Linked DNA regions of Homo sapiens: region 2 is linked to region 1. A link is a loop called in an ENCODE intact Hi-C map of the cell type or tissue named here. Cell type or tissue: mammary epithelial cell. All regions are shown on one strand. Each heading gives the region's core, and the rest is flanking DNA. Links, peaks and the distances in the headings are about the cores only.

What was found. Hi-C counts contacts between places; a loop is a spot of excess contacts. Peaks named below come from ENCODE experiments on the same cell type or tissue, not always from the same donor. Only the 100,000 strongest peaks of a DNase experiment are listed, where the experiment ranks them.
Region 2: a loop joins it to region 1, with 2.6 times the contacts of the local background. A loop is called at or near these places in 4 of 110 quality-filtered maps.

Annotation. Positions count from the first base shown.
Region 1 is chr7:99,721,469-99,733,003 of GRCh38, forward strand. It overlaps CYP3A7-CYP3A51P (CYP3A7-CYP3A51P readthrough), which reads right to left. Exons shown (of 15, transcript NM_001256497.3): 2 at 9,591-9,684; 3 at 828-880. CYP3A7 (cytochrome P450 family 3 subfamily A member 7) reads right to left here. Exons shown (of 13, transcript NM_000765.5): 2 at 9,591-9,684; 3 at 828-880. It also overlaps a transcript of ZSCAN25 not described here. Among named protein-coding and RNA genes, the nearest start is that of CYP3A7, 8.0 kb to the right of the region's middle. In mammary epithelial cell, for the core only: no CTCF peak of the experiment used is centred there; a DNase peak (open chromatin) is centred at 8,123; H3K27ac peaks cover 997 bases.
Region 2 is chr7:99,785,215-99,796,749 of GRCh38, forward strand. No RefSeq gene overlaps it. Among named protein-coding and RNA genes, the nearest start is that of CYP3A4, 6.8 kb to the left of the region's middle. RefSeq lists promoters at 1-222, 1-11,486, 1-813, enhancers at 4,652-4,935, 4,994-6,792, 6,675-6,689, 7,794-9,423, 9,424-10,349 and a cis regulatory region at 6,226-6,246. In mammary epithelial cell, for the core only: no CTCF peak of the experiment used is centred there; a DNase peak (open chromatin) is centred at 6,037.

The DNA of each region.
Region 1 (11,535 bases), core at 5,674-10,673:
ACATATTCGAAGGGTCTGAGACAATGCATGTGATAAAAGGGCATCAAGGGAAGAAAAAAAGAAGAGGGGAATAGGCAGACACTGGACAGAACGTGATGCTGGGAGTCCCTGGGCCACCAAAGCTTGGAGAAAAGTGGTAACCACAATGGTCTCAGCCTAGTTTAGACCGAAGACCTCAACACCTGGTGACATATGGGATCCTTGGTAGGACAAATCTCAAAAAGTTGTTTTACAATAGCGAGTGTGAACATTGTGAGAACCAAAATTATGACACGTGTGTGTGTGTGTGTCAGTGTGTCTGTGTGCCTATGTGTGTGATTAAAAACCTTGACAAATAAATCAAAGAAGGCTATGATGAGTGGATTCTCATGCTTGTGTGCCTGATAACAAAACTATCACAAAATACTTGGCAAAACCACCAGCTTGCAGAAAGCCCAACCCAACCTTACACAAAAATATTTCTGCAAGGACACCTGCCCAGCAACTGCCTGTCCAACCTTGGTGTGGCATCACCCTTGTTACTGATCTTTGTAGTGAAGGAGAACTATTTCAAAATCCACATGAAGTCCTCCTCATATTTTCTGTGGAACATCTTTGTCTTCCTTTACCTCCCTGAATTTGCACATAGCTTATAATGGCACACAGTTTCCCATTCTAATACTCTTCTCCCAAATACATATCTTCTTCTTTCAGAAAACCTCTCTGTTTGTAGTTAGGCTGGCAAGAGCTTCATCGCAAGAGGCTCTGGGCTGAGACTATCCTCTGTGCAGTGGGGTAAACTCATCATAGAAACAAGTCTATCCAATGGAATCTTCCAGAATACTCACCCCCAGACTTTTCTATACTTTTTATAACATTCCATGTCAAACGTCCAATAGCCCTGGGAGGAGAAACAAAATAATATTTCATTATTATTTTAAGTGTACTTAACCCTGCCTCTAATTGGGGTTGAAAACAGTCAAATCCAATGAAATTAGACTTGCTGGCAGTTAGAGGAAGCTTATTTAGAGATGTCATAAGAGAAAGGAAACAAAATAGAGGAGGTATTTGAAATGGGAAATTTAAAATCACTCTTGAATTTTCTTTAAGTGTTGTCGATACTGAATGTCTTATCCTTGTGTATAAATACTAAGTAACTCCTTGTCTTTCTGATGTCTCTTTGCTTTTTCATGTGTTGTCTCTAAAATCTCATAAATCCTTGAATGATCACCTCTAGGGGCATGTGGAGAAACTGAGGCTGAGGGAATGTGAGTGAGCGCCAGAAGGGAACGTGCAGTCTTTTTTCTCTTTGTTCTTCATCCTTTTCATTTATTTCATGAGCTCACTCTAGAATTCTAGCAGAATTAGAAAGTTACAGACACCAGGGACCTCTTTTAGCCTAGCAGATTTAGATAAGTGTGAGGCATGTTTGTTGAGTGAGAAAATGAGTGAGTGACAGAATGACAAAGTGGACTCGCTTTCCAGTTTTCCAGCTTAACATGAAAGTTCTGAGAAAATGTCACCTCTACACATCGGAGACAGAAAATTATGACACTTGCTCCGAGTTTGCACTGAAACTTAAAAAAAAACCTTCCTGTTTCTACATTTCAGGGGTGAAGTTTTAACTATGGAAAAGAAGGTCCGAGGAATGTGTATCTTGGGGGTACATCTACTAAAGATTTGACATGGGAAAGTGGTGGGTTTCAGGCCTCTTAGCCCAAGCCTGCATGGGTACATCCAGATGGCCTGAGGCAACCAAAAACTACAAATAGGTGAAACAGCCAGCTCCTGTCTTAACTGATTGACCAACCTTACAACGTTCCATTATGACTTGTTACTGCCCTGCCCCAACTGATCGATTGATCGACCTCGTGACATTCTTCTTCTGGACAATGAGTCTTATGATCTCCCTACCATGCACCTTGTGACCCCCTCCTCTGCTGACAATAGATAACTTCCTTTAACTGCAACTTTCCACTGCTTACCCCAGTCCTATAAAACTGACCCACCCCTATCTCCCTTTGCAGACTCCTTTTCGGACTCAGTCAGCCTGCACCCAGGTGATTAAAAAGCTTTATTGCTCACACAAAGACTGTTTGGTGGTCTCTTCACATGGACGCAAATGACATTTGGTGCCAAAGACCTGGGACAGGGGGACTCCTTCGGGAGTCCCATCCCCTGTCCTCGCCCTCACTCCATGGGGAGATCCACCTCTTGGGTCCTCAGACCAGCCAGCCCAAGGTCATCTCACCAATTTTAAATCGGGTAAGCGGCCTCTTTTTATTCTCTTCTCCAACCTCTCTTGCTATCCCTCCACCCTTCAATCTCTCCCTTCCTTAATTTCAGTTTCTTTCCCTTTCTGGTAGAGACGGAGGAGATACGTTTTATCCATGAACTCAAAACTCTGGTGCCAGTCATGGACTCGGGAACAGTCTTCCCTTGGTGTCTAAATCACTGCCAGGACACCTGCCTGGTTATTCACCCACATTTCAGAGGTATCTGATCACTGTGGGGATGCCTGCCTTGATCATTCACCTTGGCACAAGTACCACCTCCCCTGGGTCACAAGTATCACCTTCCCTGGGTGGCAAGTACCACCTTCCCTGGGTGGCAAGCACCACCTTCCCTGGGTGGCAAGTACCATCTCCCCTCTCTCCATGTCTCTACCTTCTCTTTTCTCTGGGCTTGCCCCCTTCACTATGGGCAACCTTCCAGCCTCCACTCCCTCTTCTTCTCCCTTAGCCTGTGTTCTTCAAAACCTAAAACCCCCTTTGACTAACACCTGACCTAAAACCTAAATGCCTTATTTTCTTCTGCAATACCGCTTGGCCTCAATACAAACTGGACAATGGTTCCAAATAGCCAGAAAATGACACTTTTGATTTCTCGATCTTATAAGACCTGGATGATTTTTGTTGAAAAATGGGCAAATGGTCTGAGGTGCCTGACATCCAGGCATTCTTTTATACATCAGTCTCTCCCTAGTCTCTGCTCCCAGTGTGACTCATCCCAAATCTTTCTTCTTTCTCTCCTGTCTCTTTCTTCAGTCTCCACCCTAAGCTCTGAGTCCTTTGAATCCTCCTTTTCTATGAACCCATCTGACCTCTCCCCTCCCCACCAGGCTGCTCCTCACCAGGCCAAGCCAGGTCCCAATTCTTCCTCATCCTCTGCTCCCCCACCCTATAATAGAAGTATCACCTCCCCTCCTCACACCCACTCCACCTTACAGTTTCATTCCGAGACTAGCCCTCCTCCACCTGCCCAACAATTTTCTCTTAGTCAGGTGGCTGGAGCTGAAGGCATAGTCAAGGTACATGTGCCTTTTTCTCTATCGACCTCTCCCAGATCAGTCAGCGTTTAGGCTCTTTTTCATCAGACCCCACTAAATATATACAGGAATTCCAATATTTAACTCAGTCCTGCGATTTAACCTGGAGTGACTGAAATGTCATCCTGACCTCCCCCCTCTCCCCAGATGAGCAGGAAAGAGTTGATACCCTAGCCCAATCTCACACTGACACCCACCAGTGCCATGAGCCAGACCTTCAAGAAGGCATCAGGGCAGTTCCCCAAGAGCATCCCCATTGGCAGTACAAGATGGACTCCCCAGGTATAGCTAGGTGAGATTACATGGTCTCCTGCCTAGTCAAGGGGTTCAAAAAAGCAGCATACAAGGCTGTTAATTATGACAAGCTAAAGGAAACTACCCAAGGTAAAGATGAAAACCCAGCCCAGTTCATGGCCCACTTAGCACCTACCATTAGATGCTTCACAGCCCTGGACCCAGAGGGGCCAGAAGGCCGCCTTATCCTTAATATGCATTTTATGACCCAATCCTCTCCTGACATTAGAAAAAATCTCCAAAAATTGGATTCCAGGCCTCAAACCCCACAACAGGACTTAAATAGCCTCACCTTCAAGGTGTATCATAATAGAGAAGAGGCGGCCAAGTGACAATGCATCTCTGAATTATAGCTACTTGCCTCCAGTGTAAGACAACCCAAGACCATGTCTCCAGCATACAAAACCTTCAGAACATCCAAGCCACAGCTCCCAGGGGCTCCTTCAAAACCTCCTCATGGACCTTGCTTCAAATGCCAAAAGCCTGGCCACTGGGCCTCAGAAGGCCCACAGCCTGGGATTCCTCCTAAGCCGTGCCCTGTCTGTGTGGGCTCCAATTAGAGGTTGGACTGTCTGACTCACATCGCCACTGCTCCTAAAGTTCCTGGAGCTCAAACCCAATGTTTCTTGGCTGACTCCTTCCCAGATCTCCTTGGCTTAGTGGCTGAAGACTGATGCTACCCGATCACCTCGGAAGCCCCCCGGAGAATCACGGATGCCAAACTTCAGGTAACTCTTACAGCAGAGGGTAAGTCCATCCCCTGTGTAATCGATAGGGGGGATACCCACTCCACACTACCTTCTTTTCAAGGGCCTGCTTCCCTTGCCCCCATAACTGTTGTGGGTATTGACGGCCAGGTTTCTAAACCTCTTAAAACTCCCCAACTTTGGTGCCAAATTGGGCAACATTCTTTTATGCACTCCTTTTTAGTTATCCCCACCTGCCAGTTCCCTTATTAGGCTGAGATATTTTAACCAAATTATCTGCTTCTCTGACTATTCCTGGACTACAGCTACATCTCATTGCCATCCTTCTTCCCAACCCAAAGCCTCCTTCGTGTCTTCCTCTTGTATCCCCCCACCTTAACCCACAGGTATGGGACACCTCTACTCCCTCCCTGGCAACTGATCACATGCCCATTACTATCCCATTAAAGCCTAATCACCCTTACCCAGCTTAACGCCAGTATCCCATCCCACAAGAGGCTTTAAGGAGATTGAAGCCTGTTATCACTCACCTGCTACAGCATGGGCTTCTAAAGCCTACAAACTCTCCTTATAATTCCCCCATCTTACCTGTCTAAAAACCAGACAAGTCTTACAGGTTTGTTCAGGATCTGCGCCTTATCAACAAAATTGTTTTCCTATCCACCCTGTGGTGCCCAACCCGTACACTCTTTTGTTCTCAATATCTCCCTCCACAACTCACTATTCCATTCTTGATCTTAAAGATGCTTTTTTCACTATTCCCCTGCACCACACATCCCAGCCTCTCTTTGCTTTTACCTAAACTGACCCTGACACCCATCAGTCCCAGCAGCTTACCTGGGCTGTACTGCCACAAGGCTTCTGGGACAGCCCTCATTACTTCAGCCAAGCTCTCTCTCATGATTTACTTTCTTCCCATCCCTCTGCTTCCCACATTATTCAATATATTGATGACCTTCTACTCTGTAGTCCCTCCTTTGAGTCTTTTCAACAAGATACCCTCCTGCTCCTTCAACATTTACTCTCCAAAGGATATCGGGTATCCCCCTCCAAAGCTCAAATTTCTTCTCCATCCGTTACGTACCTCAGCATAATTCTTCATGAAAACACATGGGGTCTCCCTGCTGATCATGTCTGGCTGATCTCTGAAACCCCAACCCCTTCTACAAAACAACTCCTTTCCTTCCTGGGCATGGTTGGATACTTTTGCCTTTGGATACCTGGTTTTGCCATCCTAACAAAACCATTATATAAACTCACAAAGGGAAACCTAGCTGACCCCATAAGTCCTAAATCCTTTCCTCACTCCTCTTTCCATTCCTTGAAGACAGCTCTAGAGGCTGTTCCCATACTAGCTCTTCCTGACTCATCCCAACTCTTTTCATTACACACAGCCAAAGTGCAGGGCTGTGCAGCTGGAATTCTTACACAAGGACTGGGACCGTGCTCTGTAGCCTTTTTGTCCAAACAACTTGACCTTACTGTTTTAGGCTGGTCATCATGTCTCTGTGCAGTGGCTGCCACCACCCTAATACTTTTAGAAGCCCTCAAAATCACAAACTATGCTCAACTCACTCCATACAGTTCTCATAACTTCCAAAATATATTTCCTTCCTCACACCTGATGCATATACTTTCTGTTCCCCAGCTCCTTTAGCAATACCCACTCTCTGTTGAGTCTCCCACAATTACCATTGTACCTGGCCTGGGCTTCAGTCTGGCCTCCCACATTATTCCTGATACCACACCTTATCCCCATGACTGTATCTCTCTGATCCATCTGACATTCACTCTATTTCCCCATATTTCCTTCTTTCCTGTTTTTCACCTGAATCACAGTTAGTTTATTGATGGCAGTTCCACCAGGCCTAATCACCACTCACCAGCAAAGGCAGGCTGTGCTATATTATCTTCCACATCTATCATTGAGGCTACTGCTCTGCCCCCCTCCACTATCTCTCAGCAAGCCAAACTCATTGCCTTAACTTGGGGCCTCACTCTTGCAAAGGGACTACACATCAATATTTATACTGACTCTAAATGCTGTCCATATCCTGCACCACCATGCTGTAATATGGGCTGAAAGAAGTTTCTTCACTATGCAAGTGTCCTCCATCATTAATGCCTCTTTAATAAAAATTCTTCTCAAGGCCACTTTACTTCCAAAAAAAGCTGGAGTCATTCACTGCAAAGGCCATCAAAGGGCCTCAGACCCCATTGCTCAAGGCAACAATTATGCTGATAAGACAGCTAAAGAAGCAACCAGTATTCCTACTTCTGTCCCTCATGGCCAGTTTTTCTCCTTCTCATCAGTCACTCCTATTTACTCTCCCACTGAAGTTTCCATCTATCAATCCCTCCCCACTCAAGGAAGATGGTTCTTAGACCAAGAAAAATATCTCCTTCCAGTCTCACAGGCCCATTCTATTCTGTTGTCATTTCATGACCTCTTCCATGTAGGTTACAAGCAACTAGCCCCCTCCTAGAACTTCTCATTTCCCTTAAGACATTTGCCCTGTATTTCACTCCATTCTTGGCTACCTTCCCCTTGTTCTTCAGACTCTCCTCCCATTCCCCCTTCTTGTTTACTTATACCGAACCCCATGAATAGCAATGAAAGTTTGGTTGTAGACACTATGCTCTTTCTCATACCCAGTTGCCCCATCAATCCCCATTATGACCACTAAGGGCTGATGCCCTCACTAAATCCCTAAGAGTCTGGGTGCAAGACACCTCTTTTGGCACTCCCTCTCATCTTTTCACTTTGCATTTCCAGTTTTGCCTCACACAAGGCCTCTGCTTCCTCTGTGGCTCCACCACGTACATATGTCTATCTGCTAATTGGACAGGTACATGTACACTAGTATTTCTTATTCCCAAATTGAAAAAATTCAATTTGCAAATGGGACTGAACAACTTCCTGTCCCCCTCATGACACCAACCAGACAAAAATGAGTTATTCCTCTAATCCCTCTACTTGTAGGGTTAGGACTTTCTGCTTCCACTATTGCCCTTGGAGCTGGAATAGCAGGTATTTCAACTTCTGTCACAACTTTCTGTAGCCTTTCTAATGACTTTTCTGCTAGCATTACAGATACATCACAAACTTTATCAGTCCTTCAGACCCAGGTTGACTTCTTAGCCCTAGTCGTCCTCCAACATCGCTGAGGCCTTGACCTACTCACTGCTGAAAAAGGAGTACTCTATATTTTTAAATGAAGAATGTTGTTTTTATCTAAACCAATCTGGCCTGGTATATGACAATATAAAAAAGCTTAAAGATAAAGACCAAAAACTCACCAGCCAGGCAAATACTTATTTTGGACCCACCTGGACACTTTCTAACTGGGTGTCTTAGCTCCTCCCTATTCTTAGTCCTCTGGTACCTGTTTTTCTCCTTCTGTTATTCGGGACTTGTGTCTTCAATTGGTTTCTCAATTAATATAAAAACACATTCAGACTATCACCAATTATTCTATACAACAAATATTACTTTTAACAAGTCCATGGTACCATCCTCTGCCCCAAGATCTCCCCACAGCCTAAATTCCTATTCCTTGTAACTCATTATAAAATTTTCTTTAAGGTGTCCACATGGCCCATAATCCCGCTTGAAGCAGCCCTGAGAAACATCATCCATTATCTCTCCATACCACCCCCCAAAAATTTTTGCTGCCCCAACACTTTGCCACTATTTTGTTTTATTTTTCTTAATATAAAAAGACAGGAATGTCAGGCCTCTGAGCCCAAGCCTGCACGTGTACATCCAGATGGCCTGAGGCAACTGAAAACTGCAAAAGAAATGAAACAGCCAGCTCCTGTCTTAACTGATTGAGCAATCTTACGACATTCCATTATGACTTGTTCCTGCCCTGTCCCAACTGATTGATCAATCAACCTGGTGACATTCTTCTCTGCACAATGAGTCTTATGATCTCCCCACCATGCACCTTGTGGCCCCCTCCACTGCTGACAATGGATAACCACCTTTAACTGTAACTTTCCACTGCTTACCCCACTCCTATAAAACTGCCCCACCCCTATCTCCCCTTGCTGACTCCTTTTTCAGACTCAGTTGGCCTGCACCCAAGTGATTAAAAACATTTATTGCTCACACAAAGCCTGTTTGGTGGTCTCCTCACACGGACGCATGTGAAAGTAGGGAAATTATTGCTTTTGCAGAGGGAAAAAATATGAAATTCCTGGGCAGTAATTAGACAACAAAGCCCTCACTTAGGAGAACTAGAATCTGAGAAACAAGCCTCAGGTATGCAGGTCAGATTGTCTAAGCCAGAGAGCTGACTCCTGCTGCTGCTGGCCCTGTGGAAATAAGCTCATAATTTTCCATCCAGGGACCAGGCCCTGAACACAGCATCAGATAAGGTTAGGCACAAAGGCTCGACCAAAGTCCCCAGTCCATGAGGCACATATGACATTCTATTTAGTGAAATTAAATATTCAATAATTTTGTCAAATCATCCCCTTTCTAGTGATTTTGCATGTGATTCTGCCTTTGTGTAAAAAATAAACCCATGAATTCATATTGTGCTTAAATATCTGAGGTTAATAGACAACCACTATCTCATCTCAGTTACATCCACTCCCTGCTCAGACTCACCCACAAGACGCAGCCTTCAAAGGAAAAGAAGTAAAGCAGAACACTTTTGTTCTGTGTCTCAAAGTGGCAACAGATGTCATGGGGAGTAAGACCTGGGTTAAAGCCATGGAAATTCCCCAACAAAATTTGGCATTTTTTGAAGAGGCTTCAAGCAGGTGCAAATGACCCAATGGTAAATACTTGATCTCCCTAATAAACTGAGTTTCCAAGCTGTGCAGGAGGAAGGGAAAAAAGCCTATTCATGAGCTCTTGCTACAGAGAGGAAAGTTTTACTCTCATGTCCACAGATAACAAGCCACAATCAGGGGCTCCTGTTCCTACTTTTAATACTAACTAAGTATGGCTGTACCTTCCTGGGAACCTGCCTGGAGCAAAAAGGAAATGCTCTTTATGGTGCTCACAAAGTCTGCACATCAAGTTGTGAACATCAGATTGCTGGATCTACTTGACATTTGGGCTGTCCAACTGAGGCAAACTTGAGGTTCCTGAGAGTTAGCAAGAGAGCCCCAGGGTAAACTTTGCCACGCTCTGGGTGATGCCTACACGCTATTTCTGAAAGTATAAAATCTCAGACCTTCCTCTTGAGGAGAAGCATTTTTACTGATGGAACTAAGTTGCTCTTTGCAATCATAAGAAGCAAAAGAGGAAGCTCAAAAACACTCACCTTACGGAAGGACAAAGCATTTCCCAAAAAAGGCAGAGGTGTGGGCCCTGGAATTCCAAGCTTCTTAAAAAGTCCATGTGTACGGGTTCCATATCTACAAAGTGAAACAAAAATCAGGTCTCAGGGATTGTGACTTTATAGATATAGGGGCTGGTGAGTCACTGACTGAGGAACTGGAATGATCAGGCAAAGGAGGTAACATTAAGGCAATAAAAAATAACAGTAACTCTGACGGCAATGATTATATTTGTTCATCAGGTCCTTTCATGCTTCCACCATGAGACACCAAAAAGTTACAATGATTAGCTAAAAGCAGCTGAAGTCTTCATGGCCCCAGTCTGGGATGAATATTTGATAAATGTTCTCAAATGTGAATGATCCTGAGAGGTTCAGGAACGAATTCTTCCAGGCACTTCATTCCCTCATGTCTTTTTAGTAAGTGGACTCTTCCCTGATTTTGGGATTCTCATCCTAGGTAGAAAGAGTGACAATTTTTCTTTTGTCTTCTGCAGTGATGATGAGATTTTGCATCACTGCATCCACTCAGTCACAGGGGGTCACTGAGAGCCTATGGTGACCCTGTCTTTAGAATTTGCTCAGAGGCTTTTAAGCTTTCCCTTCACTCTAAGCTCTGACCCTGTTTTAGGATCTGGCCCTTCTTAAACTGTCATTCACAGAGAGGTCTTGGAGGAGTCACAGAGTCCTTATTTCTACAGATTGACAACTGTGCTCCAGGCTTCCATTGGCCTCGTAGAAGTGCGAGCACCTTTTAGCTACACCTCAGTCTCTGTGGTCAGAGGATCTGATTGATTTGAGCTATTGGGGAGGATGATTGACTCATATTTTCCTGAATGACACTGTGCAGAAGAATCACAACTAAGAACAAGGACATTCCTCCTCTTGTGGAATCTAGCCTTCCAACTGGTGATATCCACCTGATAAGCACAGTGCCAGTGATATGATCTGAATCTGTGCCCCTACCCAAATCTCATGTTGAAATGTAATCCCCAATTCTGGAAGTGGGGCCTGATAGATGGTGGTTGTATCTTAGAGGCAGTTTCTCATGGTTTCACACCATCCCCCTTGGGTGCTGTCCTCTTGACAATGAGTTTTTATGAGATCTGGTGGTTTATAAGTGTGTGGCACCTCCTCCCCACCCTCTCTTGCTTCTGCTCCAGTCATGTAAGATCTGCCTGCTTCTTTTTCACCTTCTGCCATGATTGTAAATTTCCTGAGGGCACCCTAGCGGCAGAAGTCGCTATGCTTCCTGTAGAGCCTGCAGAACCATGAGCCAATTAAATCTCTTTCCTTTCTAAATTACCCACCCTGAGATTTTTTTTTATAGCAATGGAAGAAAAGACTAATACAGCCAGACATGCTCATTTTTTTTCAAGGTGATCAATTACAAAGCAGTCAGTTTATTGCGTCTGCACATCAACTGTCTCTGTAGGAAAACCCATCAAGGCTGCTGCTCCCTATAGCAGGCCTGCTTGCAACCCATCTTTGATGGGCCATGTATGGACTTCCCCAACTGGGGATTCTGGATATCTGAAGACCTTCCCAGTTTGAGGTTACTGAGGGGTGGAAGACTGGATGAAGCAGAAAAGTTGATGGAAGAGGTAGCCAGCCATCAATTCAACCATGAATCTGCTAGTCCCACAAGCTTGGCCCCAGACAGGCAAATTAGGAAAATGTGGTTCAAAAGTACGGTGTGTATAAATGGATCCATATGCCTCATATGTGCTTTCAGCTGAAAGGCAGGCACCTTCTAATGGCCAGGTACCTTCCTGTTGATAGCAAAAGATGGAGTATTCCACATAAGTAACCATAAAATGTTCCAGATAGTTGAATTAAGACCTTGTTTTCTCTTCTTTAAAGGGTAGCCATTAAGGCAGTATAGGTTCCAAACATTCTGTACAAATCCAGTGACTCTGATAATATGTGG
Region 2 (11,535 bases), core at 3,080-8,079, 61 kb after region 1:
AGAGAACAGCTGCCCAGATAGCCAGATGGACCCCAACCACCTCAGCCAGCAATGATGGGGCAGTGGTCACTGCAGGTCACACAGCATCAAGGACTCCAATAAGATGGTCCCAGCCTCTTGGGGGTGGAATTGGAGTTCAAAGCAAATGGCTTCCTTTTTGACAAGTGGAGGATTTTCTAATGGGAGGAGGGCAGGCCCCAGGAGCTGGTAGAGATGAGGCCTGTAATAGCAGTTGCTGCCACCTGTGAGCTCCCTGACCCATTCCTGATGGGAGAGATCTCAGTGATGAGGGTGTGAAAATTATATCAGCTCATTATCGTCACTCACACCCAAGTTCTGTGTCTGCCTGGCCTGATGAATGGATTGCATGACAAACAAAATCACAGCGTTCTTAAAACTCAATAGAAATAGGCGATGTTTAAGCTGTGCTTGTTCGCTTCCTTCTCTCTTTATTCTTTCTCACATTCAGCCCTCCTGCAGAAACTGATACTCACCCCAGAAAGACACCTTTTCCCATCCCTCTGGCCCCTAAGCCTCCAGGGCTGCTCGGCACCTGGCCTGAGTGGGTGAACATCATGCCAGATTCCTTGTCAGATTCAAGGCCAAGTGGGTGAATGTCATGTGCAGTGTTGTGCCAGGTGTGTGCCGGGAGCCACATGTTCCTTGGGGACAGCCTAGTGAAGCAGGAGACAAATAAACATGCTTGGATGGTGGTATGCATGTGCTGTAACTCTGGAATCCCTGGGATAAAAGAGCCGTACAGAGAGGCACCTAAGGAAAGAAGTGACAGCAAGCATCAAACCAAAAAGGACAAACATGGGAAGGTGGTGACAATCCCCAAGAGAGGTAGGATAAAAGTCCAGGGAATTTAGATACATTTCTGTCTCCTTTCAGTGGCTTTGCTGAGCACATTAAGTAGGGGCCATGCTACTATCCCCAGTTTACAGATGTAGAAACTGAGGCTCAGTGACTGCAAGTAGCTTCCCAACTGCTACTGATCACAATAAAACTTTATAAAAAGCTAACAGGAAGGGAGATATTAGGTCCTCTCCTGCTCTGGTGCACCTGCCATTCCCTGCTACGCATCACTATGGGAAATAGTGAGACTCAAGGCTGCAACCACAAATTGGTTGGGATTTGTGTTCCTGTCTCAAGGGTTACTCCCAGCGGCACCACCATGGGTCTTCTAGAACAAAGGACTCCATCTCATCTCAGCAGGGAGAAAGAAAGATGCAGTTTCTGACCATATCAGTGGCATTGCTGGAGGATCTCCCTCTCTATGTTCCCACACTGAGAGATGCACAGAACACATTCAGAGAAGTAAAGATTCCAGTGTCATCTGATAACTATCAACAACTTCATTACCTCACCTAAACCGAGAGCCTTTCTTATATTTTTTTTAAACAAAACTCTTACAGAAACAAATATGTTTTCTTCTTGCCTCTAAAACACATACTTGGTAAGATGATTTTTATTCTAAGATGAGGATTTACCTGCCCTACAAACTTTAGGAGGTGGTCTGATTGGTTTGAATCTATACCAACAGTGAGAGACTAATCATCGCTTGGGACTTAAATGCAGCCAGCACTGTGTCCTAACTAATGCAGTTGGTGTTGTTCTGCAAAGGAAAATAATTGAAGGCAAGTTCTGCCACTTAATTCCACAGAAGGTAACATCTTCTAACATGTAGGGACTTGACTACTGAGAGCTGCACTGACTGTGTCAAGGAAGATACATCCAACCACCACATGCCTCTCCCCTGCTCATTTCCTGTATTAAAGCCTTCATCATGTTTTTTAAAGCTGTGCTCTCAGTACTGTGCTCTTAGTACTATGCTTCCAACCAAAGTTGGTCTTGGTCAACTTTGTACCCTAAGCACATAGAGCAGAGACAAATAAGCAGATAATTATAGTACAGCTAAGGAAAAATAATCATACAAGTATGAGAAACATAATGTCCTTATCAACAATGAAAGACTTATCTTCTTTCTCGTTCTAGTTTCATTGGATCAAAGTTCAATCTCAACATTCAGAGAAGCATTAGGCTCAGATATCAGCATCAGTGGACAGGCTGTCCAGGGACTCAACGTTGTAAAGAACACCATCACTCTGATATTTTCATCCTTTTATACTGGTAGCCCAAGTGGTACCTCTCTTCTGGGAAGCTTATCCTGACTTCCAGTAGCCAAGTGAATTGCTGATGGTATGCGGAGGCAACATTGCTCTGGAATTACATGTGTATTCGATTCAAATTTCACAAGTCATGATCTTGAGGATGTAAACCAAAAAAAAAAAAGAAGAAGAAGATTATCTCTCTGTAACTCAGCTGTCAAGTCCCCATTCTTCTCAGTAGGGGAAAACTTGATTTTGCATGTTGGGGTGACCACGTGGTATCTAAGTTTTGCTCTTATTTATTTTTAAAATTGTTTTGAGGCAGGGTGTCACTCTGTTGCCCAGGCTAGAGTTCAGTGCTGTGATTATAGCTTACTGTTGTTTCCACCTCCTGGGCTCAAGTGATCCTCCCACCTCAGCCTCCTTAGTAGCTGGGACTACAGGCATGCAACAACGCCCAGCTAATTTTTAGTACAGATGGGACCTAGCTATGTTGCCCAGGCTGATCTCAAACTCCTGGCCTCAAGTGATCCTCCTGCTGCTGTCTCCTGAAGTTCTGGGATTTCAGATGGGAGCCACCACACCTGGCCTTTAAGTTTTAGTGGCTGGAGGAGGGGATTAGCTAATGCTTTTGGGCCTCATGCTTGGGGGTGGTGTTGAGGAGAGTGACAGGTGCATGGTTATGCTCTCTTGGCACTGGAGGAGGTAGGTGTCTCACTTTCATGACTTTCATGCCACTGTATGTTGGTTAGCCTGTATGCCTGCTGTGTTCAGGGCATGTGGCAAGCACTAAATATTAAAGAATCAAAATCCTTGCCCTTATGAAGCTAGCACTCATATAGGAGAAAGAGACACCAAACAGCCACACAAATAATACTGAATTACAAATTGGGATAAATGCTATGAAGTAAAAGAACCCTTTACTTAAGCTCCCAGTGGTATCAGACACAGTTGATCCTTCTTTCTTCCCTAAACTCTATCTCCCTTTGAGAGACATGAATACAACAGCATCAACAAGACTTGACAGATGGGAAGTGTGAGACCTTGGATATTCCTGGGCCTGTTTCCTCATCTGTCCATGGGGGAAACTGACCAGAATTGGCCTGTGAAGACCAAGGTTCTCCTTGTCCCAATCAGAAGACCCCTGCAGGACTGCCTGCCTCTCAGCCTCTGTGTCCCTCTAGGATTTTTGAAGACATTCCCTGTTCTCTATTCTCCTCTTATAGATCACTTAGGGTCCACCAGGTCTTCCAGCCCAATCAAGGACCAACAGCTCCTGTGGGCGGGAGGAAGAGCAAAGGTGGGATAGGATGGAACTGGGAGAAGATAACCACCCATTTAGGCCCTGAACTTTAAATTCTGGATTGGTTTCTTAACTGAGATTGCAGAGAAAAGGTTTCACACATGCTCACACCCACTCACACACAGCTCTTACTCCAGGAAATGATAGTGAATACGTGTCATGCTAAGTACTTCCCCTGCATTAACTGATTCAATCTGTCCAACAATCATGTGGTATTGATACTGTTATGATCCCTATTTTACAGATGAGCAAACTAAGCCACAGGAAGGTTAACTGACCCATTAAAGTTTACATCACTAATTGCTTTAGCAGAGCCAGGATTCAAATTTAGATCCTCTAGCTTGAGAGCCCAGGGTCATAATCTGTTAACACAGGCCCAACCTTGCCCAAGGCCACACAGAGTTAGTGAGGAACTAGCAGTGCAGCCCAGGCCTTCTGAATGGGTAGTGGCCAGAGTTCTGCCCCTACTCTGGGACAAAGTGAGGTCCCCTAGCAAACTCGTCAGTGAGGGCTGGGGTGAAGCAATGTCCTTCCTTCTCTCTGCCTGCCCTTGTCCTGAAGTATAAGCACTTCTGTAGACTTTATGACAAAAAAGAACAGGAGCTCTCTCTCTCCTGCCGCCTTGTGAAGAAGGTGCCTTCTTCCCCTTTGCCTCCTGCTATGACTGAGAGTTTCCCGAGGCCTCCCCAGCCATATGGAACTGTGAGTCAATTAAACCTCTTTTCTTTATAAATTAATAAAAAGAAGAAGAGGAGGAGGACTCAATCATAACTGTTGGCTTTCTACTCCATTCTAGAGTGTCTATTTCTTGATAAAGTAACCACTAACATCTCCATGGCACTTCACAGTTTATACAGTTCTTTCCCAACTCTCTTAACATCAGCAAGAAAACTTTGTAAGATGAGTAGTGTTAGGATGATTTAACTCATACTTTATAGACATGGGAACAGACAGCTGGAAAGAGACTTGCAGAAGTGACTATGCCATGAAGCCAAGGCATGGAGCAGGATGCTGTGATTACAAATTGTGCCGGTAGCATTCTTGCTGGGATTCCAAGGAGGCTCCTAAAATAACTTGGCAGGTTGTGTCAGCCACACATGTGATAAATATTTCTCTCTACACCTCCCAGCACACTGCCAGTGTAGTTATAAAATGCTACAGAGCTGGTTGTGACCACGAAAACGACATGTGCATCCTACACTTTACTAAATTGTGTATTCAGTGAACTCATGGTTTCAGCAGAAAGGCAAATGTTGCAAATAATTCTGACATGTCACAATCAGAATCATTTGTGTTTCCAGGAAAGCAAAAAGTAAAAGGTGATGAAACCAACAGGTAAAAGAGAAATCAGAGAATGTGAGGCAAATTTCAGAAGAGCACGTGGAAGGGAATTAATGAAACAGGAAATTAGTGAAGGAAATGAAGATCATCATGAGATGTGTTACAAAACGTCAGCACAACCTACACCATTTCTCATACTCCTTATTTCAGTAACCCCCTAACTTGTTTTGCCTGACCCTGGGCAGGACTTATCCAGGGAATTCCCTACTCAGCCACCAGAAAGCGTCTTGAAAAACATAGATCTTGAAACATGTTTCTTTCCTTGTCTTCAGTCCCTCCAACTGCTCCTATCACCCACAGGATAAAATCTAAGTATCTCTAGGAAGTAACACAAGACCCTTTCTGATCTGGCCACTGTTAGCTTCTTCATTCGGTCTCAGTCCACTTTTCCAAGTGTGCATGATGTTTTAAGCAAATGGTGTGACTGGACACTCCTCAGGCTCTACAAAAATGACATATCCGTGTCTCCTTGTGTCCACACAAGCTGTTCTTCAGCATAGAGTGGGTCCAACCCAGCTTCCATCTGGTGCATTCCTAACCATCCTTCAGGAGTCAGCCAGGGCATCATCTCCCCAACAAGCCTCTTCCATGACCTCAGCAGGCAGGTGCTGGAGAGGGTCCCACTGGTGCTTTCTCACAGTTCCAACAGCTGAACACACAGTGGCTGTCATCCTGGGATGCTCACAGCATTCACATGCATGGGGAGCTTCTAAAAACCACAGGTTCACTGGGTGTGGTGGCTCATGCTTGTAATCTCAACACTTTGGGAGGCCAAGCCGGGCAGATCATGAGATCAGGAGTTCGAGACCAGCTTGGCCAATATTGTGAAACCCCATCTGTACTAAAAATACAAAAATTAGCAGGGTGTGTCGGTGGGTGCCTGTAATCCCAGCTACTCAGGAGGCTGAGGCAGGAGAATTGCTTGAATCTGGGAGGTGGAGGTTGCAGTGAGCCAAGATCGGGCCATTGCACTCCAACTCCAGCCTGGGTGACAGAGTGAGACTCCGACTCAAGAAACAAACAAACAAACAAAACCCCCACAGGTTCCTGGGCCTACCAGAAATGAGAAGGGCTTGCCCAGGGGCCTAACAATGAGGAGGCAGGGACCATTGAGGGCCATCTGGAGAGAATCCAAAGTGTCCCATCAATCCAGAGACATGAAAAAAAGGCATCATGCCCAACTCATTCCATGAGGGCCATAACCACATGATCCAAATCAGAAAAAAATCAGGACTGCAAAGGAAGATGGCATGCCAGTCTCATTGATGAGCATCAGTGCAAAAATCCTAAACAAAACAGTAGCAAGCCACAGACAGCAATGATCAAAGATGACACACCATGACCAAGTTGAATTTAAACCTGAGACTCAAGAATGGTTAACAGAGAAATAGTATAAATACCAATGATATCGTCAACAGGTTAAAGGAGAATGGTTATAAGATCATCTCAATGGTTTTAGGAAAAGGCTTTGATAGTTCAATAACAATATATTAATAATATATGATAATAATATTCAACTTTCATTTATGATATAAAAACCTTCAACAACTAATAGCAGGGAATTTTCTTAATCTGATGAAAGCATCTACCAAAAAAAACTTAGAGAAAACATTATTCTTAGTAGTATAAAAGCATTATGCTCTTATACCTTCTTAGTGTTTACCATGTGCACATATTACCTTTTCAAAACTAGTAACATTTTTTTTAAACAAAAAAAATCCTATCAATTAACTTACTTTTTTCTGTAATTGAAAAGAATATGATAGCTTGTTCTTGTCAGAAGTTCAGCTTGTGATTCACCTGGGGTCAACACAGGACAAGGTTTAATAATCACTGAAATAATTAAACTTTGTAATGCCTCATGAGGCTGCTTGAACCGACATGATTTCAAGGGCACCGAGAGGCTGGAGGAAAGCAGAGGGTCAGCAAGTTCATTCAGCTGAGATCATCTCAGTTTACAAACTGGGCTTTATGACCTTTAATTGGGACATGAGTTTCTTTGATAATCAAATGAAAGGAATGAACCATCTCTCTAGAATAAACCAGCAACCAGCATTTTTGCATGAAGTTCCAAGGGGACCCCAGAGAGACATGTTACTAGGAAGCTTGCCAAACCCAGTGACTTTCCAGGGGACCTGCCCACCCAAGTGCAGCCCACGCCTGACACCCAGCCCTCAATGCCCTATTCTGATCGGTTACATGGTTATCTCCAGGACCATGGGGCCCTCTCTATCAGTGTGAATGGGTTCTCCACTGTGCCCTGTGCTATGACACAACACAGGGCAACAGAACCATAAGGGAAGGTGTGAACAAGACCTTTGCAGACAGAGCCATACTGAAACCCTAGGTAGGGTACTTCACCACACGGAGGGAACTGGAGAGACACCAGGAGTTCTGGGAAGGCAGAGATAAGGGGATCTGGAACTACCTGGGGTGAAGTCTTCCTAAAGGAGTGACTGTTTGCATTATCATAGAGAAGTGTTTGGACAGAAGAAGGGAAAGTGAGAAGCATTTCAGGCTGTGAGAATGGTCCAGCTTTTTTTAGTAATAAAAAAATAGAAAACGTAGAAATTACTTTTAACTCTGTGTATTGAATACGCAAGAAATGGCATCCCAATCCTTTTCTTTACTATTATTTTTGTTATTTAGACAGTCTTGCTGCATTGCCCAGGCTGGAGTACAATGGCACAATCATGGCTCACCGCCACCGCAGCCTCCCAGGCTCAAGCAATTCTCCTGCCTCAGCCTCCTGAGTAGCTGGGACAACAGGCATGCATCACCATGCCTGGCTAATTTTTTGATGTTTTGTAGACATGAAGTCTGGTATTGAACTGACTTGCCTAGGATGGTCTTGAACTTCTGGCTTCAAATGATCCTCCTGTCTCAGCCTTGCAAAGCACTGGGATTACAGGCATGAACCACTGAGCCCAGCCACTTTATTATGAACAAGGTTGAATATTTCTGTATTTTTGACAGCTGCATTTCTTCTTTGATAAAATGTTCATGTCCTTTGCCCTTGTGATACCTGTTGGAGTTGCTTTGTTTTTCATGTCAAGCTATAATAAATATAATTTAACTGGCAAAGAGAGAAAGGCCCAGCTTAACCCTTATTATCATTGTTGAGTCATTTTTTGGTTGCAAGGTACAGTGTCTGTATCGAGGCAGTTTCAATTACTGCTAATAAAGAAGCCATCTGGCCAGGAATCATGCCAGCATGTGGATATTATACTTTTAGGGCAAAGGTTCTGCCCTCCACCGGTCAGCAAGAGGCTTAAGGCTGGCCGGGGACCCCAGATAACATCACCGGGCTTGGCAGGCACCACAGTGACCTGTTCCATGCCTGCTAGTGTATATTTCTGAGGTTTAAAATATGTATAGGGATGAAATTCACATAACATAAAATTAACCATTTTTTTATGATTATCCAATCTCAGGACTGAAAATTAACCATTTTAAGGTGAAAAAAATCAGTGGAATTCAGTACATTCTGTGTTCTGCAATCACTACCTCTATCTAGTTGCAAAATGTTCCCATCATTCCAAAATAAAGCCTGTACCAGTTGAGCAGTTTCTCCCCACTCTCCCCTCTCCCCAGACCCTGGCATCCACCATTGCACATTCTGTCTCTGTGGGCTTCCCTCTTCTGGATATTTTGTATGATGCAATATATGGACTTTCGTTTCTGGCCTTCACTTCATAGTAAAGTGAGGCTATCCATTCTGTAGCATGTGTTCATCCATTTTTTTTGCGGTTCATCCATTCTGTAGCATGCGTCAGTACTTCATTCCATTTATGGCCGAATAATATTCCATTGTATGGATAGACCACAATTTATTTATCCATCCATCGATGGACATGTGGGCTATTAGCACCTTTTGGCCCTTGTGAATTGGACTGTTAGAAATATGTGAGTCCGTGTATTTTAGTAACTGTTTTTAATCCTCTCAGATCTATAACTTAGAGGGGAATTGCTGGGTCACATTGAAATTCTGTTGAACTTTTTGAGGAAACTCCAAGCTGTTTTCCATAGCAGCAGCACCGTATTACATTCTCACCAGCAATGGGTGAGAATTCCAATTTCTCCATGTTCTTGTCAACACTTGTTATCTTCCTTCAAAAAAAAAATAGCCATCTGAGTGGGTGTGAAGTGGTAATTTTTCTGGGATTTTGAATTTGTGCAACCACAAACAATTAGGAACCTGTGAGAAGATGCCAGAGACAGAGGAGGACAAGAAAAAGGTGTGGCTGGGAACCTGACGCAGGTGGTCCCTGGGCTTTCTATTTTTGTTTGTTTGTTTGTGTTTGTTTTTGTTTTTGAAATGGAATCTTGCTCTGTTGCCCAGGCTGGAGTGCACTGGCACAATCTCGGCTCACTGCAACTGCTGCCTCCTGGGCTCAAGCAATTCTTGTGCCTCAGCCTCCCAAGTAGCTGGGATTAGAGGCATGCACCACCACGCCCAGCTAATTTTTTGTATTTTTAGTAGAGATGGGGTTTTGCCATGTTGCCCAGGCTGGTCTTGAACTCCTGAGCTCAGGTGATCTGCCTGCCTCGGCCTCCCAAAGTGCTGGGATTACAGGCAGGAGCCACCGTGCCCAGCCAGGCTCCTGGGCTTTCTATGGACTCCAGAGACATCTCGTTCTGTAGAGAGAAGACAGTGAGTAGGGATCCTTGGAATATGACTGACGTGCAGGCCCTGTCTGAGTTATTTAAACTTCCTCAGCCTCAGTTGCCTAATCTACAAAATGGGTGTTAATAATTCTGTCTTTCCCTCCCAAAGGAGCTCAGAGGAGACCAGACCCTGGCCTGTGATCTGCAGTGGGCTTGGGACCTAGATCTGCAAGTCTGGCTGGTGTTGGCTTTGACTAGAGAGAACGGGGAATATTACCAAGCCTAGTACCTGACTCTTGGCAGTCCTTCCATAAACGTTTGCTCAATATGAAAACAGTTAGTTCAGTAGTTGCCGAGAGACAGGACAAGAGTTATAGAGTAACCCGACATTACATAACGTATTTTCTTTTTATCAAGAAGGGGAGACATGAGTTCAAGTTTTACTGAACAAATAATTGAAAGGTTGGGCGCTTGCTAAGCAGGGTCTCTGAGCCACAGAGTGACCTACGGAAGGGAGCATTGGAGAAGGCAGGAATTGGAAGGTGGGAAACAGCCAGATCAGACCAGACATGTGATTAGGAGGAAATGAAAGGACAACTGGAACATATTGTCAGAATGAAGTCATCACAGTAGTCCAGACCCCTCCAAATCTGTTGTTTACTCACGTGACCGTGGGCAAAATCCTTTTACTCTCATTCCCTATCTAGCCATTAGAACCACATGTTCTTGATGCCCAGGATTCTATGAGCTAAGTTCAAAGCTTCCAAGGTTGCAGACCACGAGACAGAGATAAAATGCAGGCATGGTGGCTGAGATCAGCAGCCAGCTAAAATATGTTGCAGTTTAAATAATACCAGCAGTGATGACACATATCTAATATTTTCCTACCATCTTACTGGCATAATCCTTGTTGAATATTAAACAATTAACTCAACTTTGCACATGAACTTCAGGAAGTTCAGATTCTAACGACTACTGCAGACAGGTTGAGAATATGAGTAGGCTTACCCCAAAACACATTATTAGGGTCAATTCCAGTGCCTGCCATTGAAAGTCAAGGTTTCTTTGACAGGTTTAATTCTCTCAGAATATGTATCAAAGTAGAACCTGAAAGACAGCTACTTACATGCCCAGAAATTATTATTATTATTAATTATACTTTAAGTTCTGGGGTACATGTGCAGAACGTGCAGTTTTATTACATAGGTGTATATGTGCCATGGTGGTTTGCTGCACCCATCAACCCGTCACCTACATTAGGTATTTCTGCTAATGCTATCCCTCCCGTAGGCCCCCACTCCCCGACATGCCCCAGTGTGTGACGTTCCCCTCCCTGTGTCCATGTGTTCTCATTGTTTAACTCCCACTTATGAGTGACAACATGCAGTGTTTGGTTTTCTGTTATTGTGCTAGTTTGCTGAGAATGATGGTTTCCAGCTTCATCCATGTCTCTGCAAAGGACATGAACTCATCCTTTTTTATGGCTGCATAGTATTCCACAGTGTATATGTGCCACATTTTCTTTATTCAGTCTATCATTGATGGGCTTTTGGATTGGTTCCAGGTCATTGCTATTGTAAATAGTGTTACAATAAACATAAGTGTGCATGTGTCTTTATAGTAGAATGATTTATAATCCTATGGGTATACACCCAGTAATGGGATTGCTGGGTCAAATGGTATCTCTAGTTCTAAATCCGTGAGGAATTGCCACACAGTCTTCCACAATGGTGGAAGCCACCTCTTCCCCGAGGGGCTCTGTCCCAGGGAGATGGGGGTTTCATCTATAAGTCCCTGACTGGGGCTGCTGCCTTTTTTTCAGAGATATCCTTCCCAGAGAGGAGAAATCCAGAGAGGCAGTCTGGCCACAGTGGCCTTACTGAGCTGTGGTGAGCTCCACCCAGTTCAAACTTCCCAGCAGCTTTGTTTACACCGCGAAGGTAAAACCACCTACTCAAGCCTCAGCAATGGAAGATGCCCCCCCACAGCACCCAACCAAGTTCGAGGGTCCCAGGTCAATCTCAGACTGCTGCTGTGCTGGCAGCAAGAATTTCAAGCCAAGTGAATCTTTGTTTGCTGGGCTCCATGGGGGTGGGGCCCACCGAGCCAGACCACTTGGATCCCTGGTTTCAGCCCCCTTTCCAGGGGAGTGAACGGTTCTGTCTCACTGGC